Linked DNA regions of Homo sapiens: regions 1, 2 and 3 are each linked to region 4. The links are chromatin contacts, found by Hi-C or POLR2A ChIA-PET in ENCODE. All regions are on one chromosome and are shown on one strand. Each heading gives the region's core, a stretch centred on a gene start or an enhancer-like site at or near the end of the contact. The rest is flanking DNA. Distances are from core to core; before and after follow the strand shown.

Region 1 (2,963 bases), core at 364-2,863, 100 kb before region 4:
TCGCGCCACTCAACGCCAGCCTGGGCGACAGAGCGAGACTCCATCTCAAAAAAAAAAAGAAAAAAGAAAGAAATTCCTAGTGTCCAAGGAACTGAGAAGTTACTGAATGTTAGGAGTGGTCAATACTGTTATCCTGAGAACCCTAAAAGAACAGTTTCACAAATACAGAATATACCAGAGACTACCTCCAGCATAGCATCTGCACTTATAAAACCCCCCCCAGCCCTGAGCTACCACATCCAGTTATGAAGAAGCCAGGTGTCACAAGCCATTTACCAATCAAAACGCAGCAGGTCAGGCATCTGCTTTCCCTCTTTCTTCAGTGTACCTCTTTTGCCTTCTTCCTATTCTCTTTAACTTTTTGTTTCTTTCTATCTCATTGCTCTTCTCATTAGTCTGTCAATTACAAGACTTTTCAAAGCCAATCATTTCTATATGAGGACGAACATAATCCACACTAGTACCCAATTTTATTATGGGAGACGATACCTTTCTTGATCCTTCTGCCCAATTATCAAGCTATCTTATGTCCCAGAGATTTTTAAACTTGCCAAATAATTCCAACATGTGCCTCCTGGTCCCCAAAGCACCCTCTGCCAGATTTACCTTCCACCACTCACTTCCCTCCACACCAACCACCCTTTCCCCACCAAAACTTAACCTCTAGTTAGTCCCTTACAGTCTAAGTCCTTTGCTCTTGGCGGTCTTACTACATAGAAGGCTCTTTAAACTCTCTCCACCTGTCAACAAACTCTAATTGATCTTTAAAAAACACTTCATCTGGTGACAAAGAGAAAAAAGTTCGTGGCTGCACACTGGATGTCTCAAGGGCTGAGATGAGAGGTGCGGAATCAAAATAAGCCACGAGAAAACGGGCACTGAGGGCTCTGAGAGAAAGAAGGGGTTGGAACAACTTCCCCTACTTAACAGTTCCGTCCTGGATTAAATCAGCTGTCGAGCATAGAAAGAAACCGCGACCTGTGTCGGCCTCAATTTCCCCCTCACGCCCTCACCTTCTGCTTTCTCCACATCTTCGCAGAGAAGCCCACGCGCACCCAGAAACACACACCATTCAGCCTCAGTCCTCATGGGTACTCCCAAGCCCCCAGAAAGAGAGAGGAGAATGCTCATCCCTCTCCCAGCCTTTCTCAAAGGCCCAACCCGATGCAGCAAGCCTCGAGCCGCCGTCCCTCGAAACTCCTGCTGGCAGGACGCCAGCGACGCTCACCCAGGGCAGCCCTCCCGCGGCCGTCCGGGAACCGCTATCCCCAGGACACAACGCGAAAGCTCGACTGAGGTCCCGTCCCGCCAGGCCTCCGTGGATTCCGGACCCCGACCCCCCGGGTCACTTTGTCACCGATTTCTGCGCGCCAGAATCTCTGCAGGGGGAGACGCGGACCTCCCGCTCTTTTCAGCTCCTGTGAAGCCTCAGGCGCCCTCTCCCGCGGAGACTCACCTCTTGCTGAGCGGCCGGACCCGCACGGCGACCTGCACGTTCGCCATCCGTCTGCCACAACCCAAGTCCAGCGGGTCAGCTCAGCGGCAGCATCCCAGGCCCCCGCCCTAAGCCCAGACACAGCCCCAACCCAGCCCCGCCCGCCCCACGCGCCTCTGGGGACGCCGCCGCGCGGACGCGAGCTGCCGCCCGAGCGGGGCGGTGCCTGCCTAGCTTCGGCCAATCCTGAGCCCGGTGGGCGGGAGAACTCCCGGCCCCGCCTCCCCTCAATCCTCCTTAAAGCCTCCTGACTCGCCCCCGCCCAAACACGCGCCGCAGCCAGAGCAGGCGGGCCCGTGTGGACGTTCGGCCAGTCCTTAGCCTGGTGGGCGGGAGGATGCCAGGGCTCGCTCCGCCTCGTTCCATCCGAAGCCTCCCGGGTCGCCCCCGCCCAAACACGCGCTGCATCCCGAGCTGGGTGGTGCCCGCCGAGCCTTGGCTAGTCGGTGGGCGGGAGGACGCCCGGGCTCGCCCCGCCTCGCTCCGCCCTACAGCCTCTTGGGACGCCCCCACCCATGCGCGTGCCGCACCGGGCCCAGCAGTGCCGGCCCAGCTTCAGCCAATCCTGAGCCGAGTGGGCCGCGAGGACTCAGTGCTAAGTCTGTTGTTCCTGGCCCCGCTTACCCAGAAATAGTTTTTGTTCCTCGACTAGGTGTCCGTGCTATGTAAAGTCAAGTAAATCAACTTTTGGTCCGAAAGTTTGCAAAGTAATTTGCTAAATACTTTTATTCTCTGCGTTCGCTTGAACTGTCAATTCTGTGGTTAAATTTTCGAGGCAGGCCGGGTGCAGTGGCTCACGTCTGTAATCCCAGCACTTTGGGAGGCTGAAGCGAGATCACCTGAGGTCAGGGGTTCGAGTTCAGCCTGACCAACCTGGTGAAACCCCGTCTGTACTCAAAATACGAAAATTAGCCGGGCCTGTTGGCGTGCGCCTGTAATTCCAGCTACCCGGGAGGCTGAGGCAGGAGAATTACTTGAACCCTGGAGGCGGAGGCTGCAGTGAGCCTGGATCGCGCCACTGTACTTCAGCCTGGGCGACAGAGCAAAACCCTGTCTAAAAAAAATAAAATAAAAAAATAGAAGGCAGTCCCTTACTGGCAAGGTACTTCCTGACATCAGGGACAAAGCATAGATGGAACCAATTCAGATAAAGGGTTATTGTCCAGGTCTTCTTGTACAACCAAAAGACAGGTGGCTGGTGTTTATCTTTTCCCTTCAAGGCTTGAGGGTTAGCAGCCATATAGATAAGGGCAGTGCTGATCATAAACCCAACTGCATTTGCACAAAATATTAGCGTATCCCTTCCTGCCTTAAATCCTGGTGCTTGCTTCTCTTCCTTACTAATAAATGTCCTTTGTGGCATTTATTTTTCCAGAATAGGGAACTTGCATATGCACCGAAAAGCTGTTCAGGCAGATACCCTTTCTTCTCAATTATTTCCTTAATGGTGTCTAGGAACTCATTTGCT
Region 2 (2,868 bases), core at 271-2,770, 77 kb before region 4:
TTTGTAGTGCTTTTTTTTTTTTTTTTTTCCCTGAGACAGGGTCTCACTCTGTCGCCCAGGCTAAGTGCAGTGGCCCGATCGCATCTCACTGCAACCTCCATCTCTTAAGCTCAAGCCATCTTCCCATCTGAGCCTCCAGGACCCATGTGGTCCGCGGAGTAGTTGGGACTACAGGTGTACGCCACCATGCCGGCTAATATGTGCTGATTTTTACAGATCAGTTTAACTTTTCTGTTTTCTTTTTAGTGAAATTTCTCAACTTCCTCTATATATCAAAATTTATTTCCCCATTTTTCTCAATGCCCTTGATCCCACTTGCCCCATGCCCTCCTGTCACTGCATTCCATTATTTCCTCACATGTTCAATTTCTCCCTCTGTTGGCTCCTTCCTCCGACATGCTCCTCTTGCCCAACCTAAAACTGCCACTCCGTGACTCCTTGGGTTAATGTCTCTTTTCTCTCCTTCTCAAAATTAATCTCTTCCTCCATTCACGTTCCAAGGTCTTATCTTTTTAGCCAATACTTTTTTTTTTTTTTTTTTTTTTTTGCCTTTAAAGATGCCAAGGCCGGGCGCGGTGGCTCACGCCTGTAATCCCAGCACTTTGGGAGGCCGAGGCGGGTGGATCACGAGGTCAGGAGATCGGGACCATCCTGGCTTACAAGGTGAAACCCCGTCTCTACTAAACATACAAAAAAAAATTAGCTGGGTGTGGTGGTGGGCGCCTGTAGTCCCAGCTACTCCAGAGGCTGAGGCAGGAGAATCGCTTGAACCAGGAAGGCGGAGGTTGCAGTGAGCCGAGACCACGCCACTGCACTCCAGCCTGGGCGTTAGAGCGAGACTCTGTCTCATATAAATAAATAAATAAATAATAAAATAAAATAAAAATGTCAAAAAAGAGCTTCTGGCGCTCTTCTCTACCCAGCACCTCCCGCCCCAAATACGATTCAACACTTCCCACAAACGAGGGTTGTTGGAAATGCTTGTTCCGCAAGGGGACAGAACGACCCGTATTTCCCATCCCCGCCCTTACACTACAGTCTAGAGGCAGTATCACTGGATGAAAAAAAGGCTGGTAACAGTCTAATCTCCCACAAACTGGACTGGGACAAATTTACCCTACAGACACTCAAAACACAGTCTACCCTAAACACCATCTACTCAGATCCCCGCTTTCCAAGCATCCACGGCAGAACGTTCGCGGCTGTTGCCTGGAAGGGGCTCTTATTACTCTAGTACAGACCCCAACCAGGACCCTCACCACTCCCACAGCCAGCAGCACCAACTCACAGCCATATTGTTGCCACCTTGGGCACCCCCTTGATGACACCACCGCCACCCCCACGTACCTGATTGACCATCCCCGAAGCTATGAAGTGGCCTAGCACTAGCCCAGCGCCGTTAGGCGCGGACGCCGGGTCCCACGGGTTGGCAGCGGCCATGGCTCGGACGCACCTTCCGCGAAGGCGCCAAGAGTGAGCGGGATCGCAGGGCGAACGCACGGCGCGGCTCGATGACGTCACAGGGCGTTCCCGCCCGGGACTAAGCCGGGGAGCGCATCCCGGCTACTGCGGGTCCTGGGTCTTCACCTGCGGAGCCTTACGGCAGCTGAGCGGTGGGAGGCGAGTCCGGGGCTCCCTGATCTTCCGTAGGCTCCCAGAGGCGCCTGGCCTCCGCAGAGCTGCAAAGGCGGCAGGGCTTGGTGGTCGGGCTGTGTGTTCTTCCGTTTCTTCCTTGTCGCTCTTGGGTCGGGCCCCAGGAGCCAGGGATCGGCGGGAGTTGAGAGCTGGGGCAGGAGCCCCAGCCGGGAGGCCGACCGGGTGGACTGGGCGGTGACAGCAGCGCTTCCTTCCCGCAGGGACCTGAGCCGCGGCGCTAGGATGGGAAACAGTGCGCTCCGCGCTCATGTGGAAACGGCGCAGAAAACTGGTGTCTTTCAGCTTAAGGACCGAGGGCTGACCGAGGTGAGACTGGGAGGGACACGACCAGGGAACTTAAAGGGAGAGGGACGGCGGGGGCGGCGAACTTAGTCGGTGCGGGATTCCCCACGCTGTGAACTCCTTTCTCCAGTTCCCCGCAGACTTGCAGAAGCTGACGAGCAATCTCAGGACCATCGACTTGTCCAACAACAAGATCGAAAGCCTACCGCCTTTGCTGATAGGAAAGTTCACTCTGCTGAAGAGCCTCTCCCTGAACAACAACAAACTGAGTATGGCTCTCGCCAGGGAGGCTTTTGCTAGTGATCAGCTGTTACCAGGGGTGGTTTTCTCTTACAAGCTGATTTTTGTTTTTGTTATGAAACCGTGCAGGAGGGCTCAAGTTGCGAATGCCGGAATCCTTGAAGCCTTCTTTCTACTTCTTGTAATTACATCTAAAATAAGCCTTATAATGATTGGGTGTTATAATGATTGTTACTGGGTTAATTTGGACTTGAAAGAGAAGAACATTTTGGGGATGTAATGTAAACAAAGCTACCTAACTTGGAATGGGGGATGGATGAGAAGGGGAGGATCTTCCAAATATCACAAAATTGCTGTCGGATTGTGCCTTGGGCCCCTTTACAAAAGGAGCCCATTATACACACAAATGCTCTCCGGCATTTTGATGGCACCCTCACCTTCTAAAGACTATGTTGGTAAAATGCAATATCTAAAAATGGCACATGTGGGAGTTTTACATATATTAACAAGAGGCGAAGCAGGCTGCCATATAGTCTTTATAAACTTCATCAAAGTTGTTTTCAGCTCTATCACATTCAGGTTTTAAAAAAATTTTTCTTTGCCAGCTGTTCTGCCTGATGAGATATGCAATCTGAAAAAACTAGAGACGCTAAGCCTAAACAACAATCACCTTAGAGAGCTGCCGTCTAC
Region 3 (2,824 bases), core at 248-2,747, 110 kb after region 4:
TAGGTTCCAAGACAGCTGGAATTTTGGTCTTTCTTACTCACTGCTGTCCCCCCAGTTGCTTGCCCAGTGCTGGCACTAGTAGATGCTCAATAAATATTTCTCGAATTAAGAACAAGAGTCACACTGGAGGGATGATCAGAGAGGTGAGCCAGGGGAATGTGATTTCCCTCCTGGCGATCACTGTAAATGAAACCCAGAGGCTGGGAGAGTTTCCTAAAACAGAAAGTTTTAATCCGGGCTCTGTCATGTGCCCACTAGATATATTTCACTCTAGTGTGCCTTGACTCCTCACTTATGAGGTGAGGTAGGTGGACAAAAGCGATTGCTAGGTCTCTCTCTCTTTAACCCCAACATTTTATGCATGAAAAAATATTCCTTGCCTATGACTCTTCTCTTTCTAGGGTTTCTGTGTTTCAGAAAGATATGGCCATTGGTAAATTAAAGAAGAATAACATCATGATTTTAGCCAGAGAAACTGAAATAATCTTACAAAGATGAATAATATTTAAAACGAACAGGTACATCTGGGCTGTCTGGAATTTGTTCTGAGAAAGGAATATTTATTTTTACAGGATGAATTAAACTGAGTTCCACCCACTTTTATAAAAAGCAAGATTTTTTTTTTTTTTTCAGAGAGAAAGAGCCAGAGCATAAGAATCAGCCCCACCTCCTGCGCTCTCCCTCTGGATTTTGCTGAGATTTGGTGAAATATCTGAGACCTGTTCCTCTCCTCCCTGCTTCACACTTAAAGACAGAGCCCAGCAGAGCTGCTGCCAGGATCCTTCCCCCAGTGCCCATGTGCACAGCTGAGCTGCCGGAGGTGCTGAGTGAGAGGACTCCTCCGTGGGGGGAAAACCCAGCCAGCAAGCAGGAAGCTACTCACCGGAGGTCTCTTCCAGACGAACTGGATGGGGAACTTCTGGCTATAAAAGAGAGAGGTCTCATCCGGTGGGAACTCAGGGTCCACATAAAGAACTTTCTTTTCTAGACATTTCTTGTGAAGTTGCTCGAATGTCTTCTCTTTCACTCCGATAATAGGAAAATTGCGGCTGATGATGGCTGAATAGATGCCACTTGGGTTTCCACCCCCAGCCTCAGTGGCCTTGCTCTGGGCCGGGTGAGGAACTGGCCCTGGGGACCGGGGCTCAGCCGCTGTCCTTGGAGCCACAGATGCGCTAATGACGGTCGGCATGGCAAGTGGCTTTGGAAGAAAAAGCTTTTTAAAGAAAATAAGATACAGCTACCTTCAAGGAAAGGAAGCAACTGCAAAGGGGAAGTTGGAGTAATTCTGTCATCTGAGAGAAAAGTGTCCACATCCAGTTCAAAGTTGAAAGCCCATCAGAAGGTCGTACAGGTTATGTCCATCTTAAAAACCGAGCTGTGATTCTGAAGCCATAAGTTCTCCTGAGAAATGAGTGCTAAAGGATTTCTGAAGCAATGTTGACTTGGGGGTCTCCTACCAGCAGCATGCATGCCAGAGGGAGAGAGAAAGAGAGTGAGGGTTGTGTTTCAGTGGCCTGAAGATGCTTGAGCCAGGAAAACTAAAAATAGATGTGAAGAAACACTGTGAGTATGAGAGCAAGAGAGACTGCATGGTAGAGAGAGAACCTGGCTAGGGACATTTCTGTTGCCATGAAGTGCTGGTGTTGCCAGAAAATGAAAAGGGAGTATCTGAGTAAGGTGAACACTGGAAAGAAGCTGAGAACTGCTGACATGTTATTGAGTAGGCAGTTATACAGACCACCCAACTACTGGCCATCAAATGAATGGAAAACAATATTGCAAAAAAGCTAGTTAGGGTGAACGGGAGGTACTGAATTCTACAAAAATATTCTGTGAATTTTAGAGAACATGATTTTTAGTCCTAAAATTTTAGGATATCAGAACATTATTCAATGTTAGATTTGGTATCTTTTTTAGAATGTTCTTGGGTCAGCGCTCATTGGAAATGTCTGCATGGAAAATGCTACTCAGCAGAGTCCTCATTTGAGAAAATCCCTGTCTCTACCTGCACACTTGACCTTGCCACCTCTTGTCTCTCCCCATCCACAAAATGAACACTGGGACTGAATCTGCTAAAAAGTGGTCCTGCTGGGCCATGTGGCTCACGTCTCTAATCTCTGCACTTTGGGAGGCCGAGGCGGGTGGATCACATGAGGTCAGGAGTTCGAGACCAGCATGGCCAACAATAGTGAAACCCTGTCTCTACTAAAAATACAAAAATAAGCCGGGTGTGGCGGCGGGTGCCTGTAATCCCAGCTACTTGGGAGGCTGAGACAGAAGAATTGCTTGAACCCAGGAGGCAGAGGTTGTAGTGAACCCAGATCACGCCACTGCACTCCAGCCCAGGTGACAGAAAGAGACTCCGTCTTAAAAAAAAAAAAAAGTGCACCTGAGCAGAGAAAATCCTCACTTAACATCATCGATAGGTTCTCGTAAGCTGTGACTTTAAGCAAAATGATGTACTGTATAGTGAAACCAGGCTAACTGATATAAACAAGAGTTAAGTCCCTACAGCACACGGTATGTTTTCGTTAAAGTCACAGTTTACAAGCACCTATCAATGATGTTAAGTGAGGACTTACTGTACAGGTTATATGTTGACTCATTCAGCCATGCCACATTAGGCATCTGAGACAGAAGTTGGAATTAGATACTGAACCAGACTGTCTGTCAACTCCTGGGATGTCACACCTGGTTTCAGGGCTCTTAGATGAGAGCATAAGTGGCTCTGGGGAAGGGAAGTGCCTGCCTGGCCTCCACCTTGTCTTCTACCCACAATAGCTGCTCCCTGGGCTGTAAGGAGATGAGCACATTTCAAGTA
Region 4 (3,112 bases), core at 16-2,515:
ACTGCAACCTCCGCTCTTGGGTTCAAGCAATTCTGCCTTAGCCTCCTGAGTAGCTGGTATTACAGGCACCTGCCACCACACCCAGCTAATTTATGTATTTTGAGTAGAGACGGGGTTTCACCATGTTGGCCAGGCTGGTCTCTAACTCCTGACCTCGTGATCTGCCCGCGTCGGCCTCCCAAAATGCTGGGATTACAGGCGTGAGCCCCTGCACCTGTCCATTCTGAATTAAACTTTAAAAGAATCTTATTCTAAGAATCTTTGGCTACTCTCAAAACACTGTTTTGAGAATCAGCTGTGAGAGGACAAGAGCAGAAGGAAGGAGTCGTTTCAGTAGTAGGGTAATGCCGTGTGGGATGAGAGATGTGCTGGGTGGTGAGAAGTGTTGGAATTTGGCTATATAGCAAGGTAGGTCTGACAATTTCCTAATGAGGGTGGATATGGGGTGAAAAAGAAGGATCAAGGATGGCTCCCAAAATGTTTACCCTATGCACCTGGAAACGGAAAGATCTGGGGGAGGAGCAAGGTGGAGGTGAGGAAGATAAGACTTGTAATTTTGGTTATGTGAAGATGAATGTAAGAAGGTACTGAGGAGAAAAGGTTACTAAATGTTACTTCCTCATTGCAGCTGTGACGTTGAGTGCTTCAGATCTGGTCACTATGGTACGAGAACGAAAATGCATATTATGCCACATCGTGTACAGCTCAAAAAAGGTAATAATGGAAGAGGGAGAATCTGAGGCTTTATGACTATTTTTTAAAGAGACATGTTATTAATAGATGTTATTAATATTAATAGACATATGTTATTAATAGGAAAAGCTTTGACAATGTCTTATTTATGCTTCTTTTCTTTCCTAAACCATAGTCTCATTCCACTGGTTTCTTTCTCGTTACTGCCTCCTAAAGCCAGTACCTGTATTATTAAACTTCTGTCCATCCAGAATTTGAGCGTATTCAAAACTAGATGACACAGAAATTTAGTAACCAGTTATAGGGAAGATACCTTAAAATTCCAAGGTTATTTGAAGTCATACTGCTTTCTGTAATTTTAAAATCATGTACTTTTTGATTAGCTAAGGATATAGCATCTATTATATGTACCTACAATCTGTTTATGCCTATGCTTGTGAAAAATGCAGCACAGCAGAAATGGTATTAACAATATCCTAGATGTCCACAAGGTGGGGATGTTGCTCAAAGTAAAACTTTTTTTTTGAAATGGAGACTTAACTGTGTTGCCTATGCTGGAGTGCAGTGGCGCAATCTCAGCTCACTGCAACCTCTGCCTCCCCAGTTCAAGTGAGTCTCCTGCCTCAGCCTCCCAAGTAACTGGGATTACAGGCATGTGCTGCTGGGTATGGCTGATTTTTGTATTTTTAGTAGAGACAGGGTTTCACCATGTTGCACAGGCTGGTCTTGAACTCCTGACCACAGGTTTTTCACCTGCCTCGGGCCTGTCAAAGTGCTAGGATTACAGGCATGAGCCACTGTGCCCGGCCAAAACATCTTTTTAGGACCTAAAATTGGCTGCAATTTGTGTCACTTTTTGCCTTTACCTGCCTTTATCATTTGCTTTCAGAGTAGTGCTGCTAGTTTAAATACTGAGGAATTTATTCTCTTTGCTTTTAAGATGCTCTTGATTGTTACTGGAAATGCAGAGAACTGGGAGGATCATGGGCTAGGTTAGCCAGGGAAGTGTGAGTGGAAGTGGTAAACTTTGAAAAGTGTCTAGAGTAACGATGGTTTAAGAGAAACGAGGAAGAGATATTTTGGGTAGGAGAACAACATGTACAGAGACAAATGGAATGGAGTATGACAGTTCTAGGAGTTGGCAAGAAGGCTCATCTGATTAAAACAGTTTTGCCTTGGGAATAGCAGGACTGTAATTTGTAATTAAGTGAAGATAGTTGATAAACAGTGTTGGATGCCAGACTGAAGGGTCGATTATGATCCACCAAGTAGACTTGGGTGGATACTATTTTTTTTTCTATCTAGATTTCTGTTAGTGATGGAAAAATTAGTGAGATTTAAAAATCATGTTTAATAATATACCTGCTACTGTTTACAAAAATAGAAGAATGCTCTTCTAGTTTTAAAAATTTGATGAAGGTTTATACAAATTGTCAATAAGTCAGAATTCCTTATGACTACTTTCACGTTGGACAGAGGTAGGGAGAAGATGTGAGATGGAAAGGCTGCTGTTCAGAGATGTGATATCAGAGTTTCATAGAATAGCAGCCCTATCTTGTGATACCATGATTTTGTGATTTTGCCATTTTAAATCTTTCTGGCTCTGCTACTCTGGTTTCAAACATACTTTTATCTCTTCATACTTTTCCATGATCATAATGAAGTTAAATGAAGGGCTGGAATTATCTACTCCTGCCCTAGGAAAAGCTGATTGTAGTTTTTATTTATTTTCCTTTTTTTTAAAAAAAGGAAAAGCTGGTTGTAGTTTTTATTTTTATTTTTTGCCTTTTTATTTTTTTTTAAAGCAAGGGAATGGCCTGCTTTAAGTGAGTGGTATGACTTAAGAAAGTAACAAAATGGGTTAGTTGGAAGGGATAACTGATACTTATTTTCAGATAGGACTATGAACAATTGGTGTTGAAGCCATGCTTGTCTCCAATTTCCCAAACTAGTGTAACTCTGGTTTCTCCAAATAAACTATGGAGGAGAAAAGGTTCTAAGTGACTTGAGTATGGGGAAAAGCTGTGTAAGGTATCCCTGAGTATCCTGAGGCCCATTAACATAAAATACTGAGAAGCCCTGGAGTTAAATATATGTGTATAATAGAGATGGAGTCTTACTGTGTTGCCCAGCCGGTCTTGAACTCCTGGCCTCAAGTGTGAGCCACTACACCTGGTCATATTTTTTGTATTATTCAATGTTTTCCACATGTGTTTAACCATGAGTCCCCCCTCCCCTCCAACCAACCCAGCCTTTAAAAATATAATACTGATTAATATACAAGGCCTAAATAGAAGCCTAATACATGAGAAGGAATGCATTTGGGGCTATTACCTTAATCCTGTGCCTGTGGATCTTTTTTCTTTTCTTTCTTTCTTTTTTTTCTTTTTTTTTTTTTGTTGTTGTTTTGTTTCATTTT

Evidence for each region. A loop is a pair of places that touch in the nucleus more often than their neighbours do. ChIA-PET counts read pairs that join two places held with the same protein, here RNA polymerase II (POLR2A). Pooled maps may share reads with other maps.
Region 1: a pooled map shows a loop between it and region 4 (2.7-fold over the local background). The contact joins the promoter of STARD9 here to the enhancer-like site in region 4. A Hi-C loop is called at or near these places in 3 of 50 pooled maps. POLR2A ChIA-PET finds 5 or more read pairs at or near these places in 8 of 52 experiments (A673, BJ, GM12878 and 5 more).
Region 2: a loop to region 4 is called in a pooled map, with 2.3 times the contacts of the local background. The contact joins the promoter of LRRC57 here to the enhancer-like site in region 4. A Hi-C loop is called at or near these places in 4 of 50 pooled maps. POLR2A ChIA-PET finds 5 or more read pairs at or near these places in 9 of 52 experiments (A549, A673, GM12878 and 6 more).
Region 3: a pooled map of posterior vena cava shows a loop between it and region 4 (2.0-fold over the local background). The contact joins the promoter of CAPN3 here to the enhancer-like site in region 4. A Hi-C loop is called at or near these places in 1 of 168 maps with a recorded cell type or tissue (ascending aorta) and 3 of 50 pooled maps. POLR2A ChIA-PET finds 5 or more read pairs at or near these places in 3 of 52 experiments (GM12878, H1 and naive thymus-derived CD8-positive, alpha-beta T cell).

The regions. Positions count from the first base shown.
Region 1 is chr15:42,574,256-42,577,218 of GRCh38, reverse strand. STARD9 (StAR related lipid transfer domain containing 9) reads right to left here and starts at 1,613. Exons shown (of 33, transcript NM_020759.3): 1 at 1,457-1,613. The coding sequence starts at 1,503. RefSeq lists a silencer at 1,476-2,105.
Region 2 is chr15:42,547,445-42,550,312 of GRCh38, reverse strand. It overlaps LRRC57 (leucine rich repeat containing 57), which reads left to right and starts at 1,520. Exons shown (of 6, transcript NM_153260.3): 1 at 1,520-1,620; 2 at 1,857-1,962; 3 at 2,069-2,207; 4 at 2,784-2,868. The coding sequence starts at 1,879. HAUS2 (HAUS augmin like complex subunit 2) reads right to left here and starts at 1,475. Exons shown (of 6, transcript NM_018097.3): 1 at 1,348-1,475. The coding sequence starts at 1,440. RefSeq lists an enhancer at 1,215-1,684.
Region 3 is chr15:42,358,174-42,360,997 of GRCh38, reverse strand. It overlaps CAPN3 (calpain 3), which reads right to left and starts at 1,497. Exons shown (of 24, transcript NM_000070.3): 1 at 884-1,497. The coding sequence starts at 1,192. RefSeq lists an enhancer at 589-1,089.
Region 4 is chr15:42,469,838-42,472,949 of GRCh38, reverse strand. It overlaps ZNF106 (zinc finger protein 106), which reads left to right. Exons shown (of 22, transcript NM_001366845.3): 2 at 629-714. The coding sequence starts at 661. Among named protein-coding and RNA genes, the nearest start is that of ZNF106, 20 kb to the left of the region's middle. Within about 2 kb of position 1,265, at least 11 of the 41 ENCODE cell types and tissues checked have a DNase peak (open chromatin) inside an H3K27ac peak, as active enhancers do; they include ascending aorta, where a contact is called at or near this core.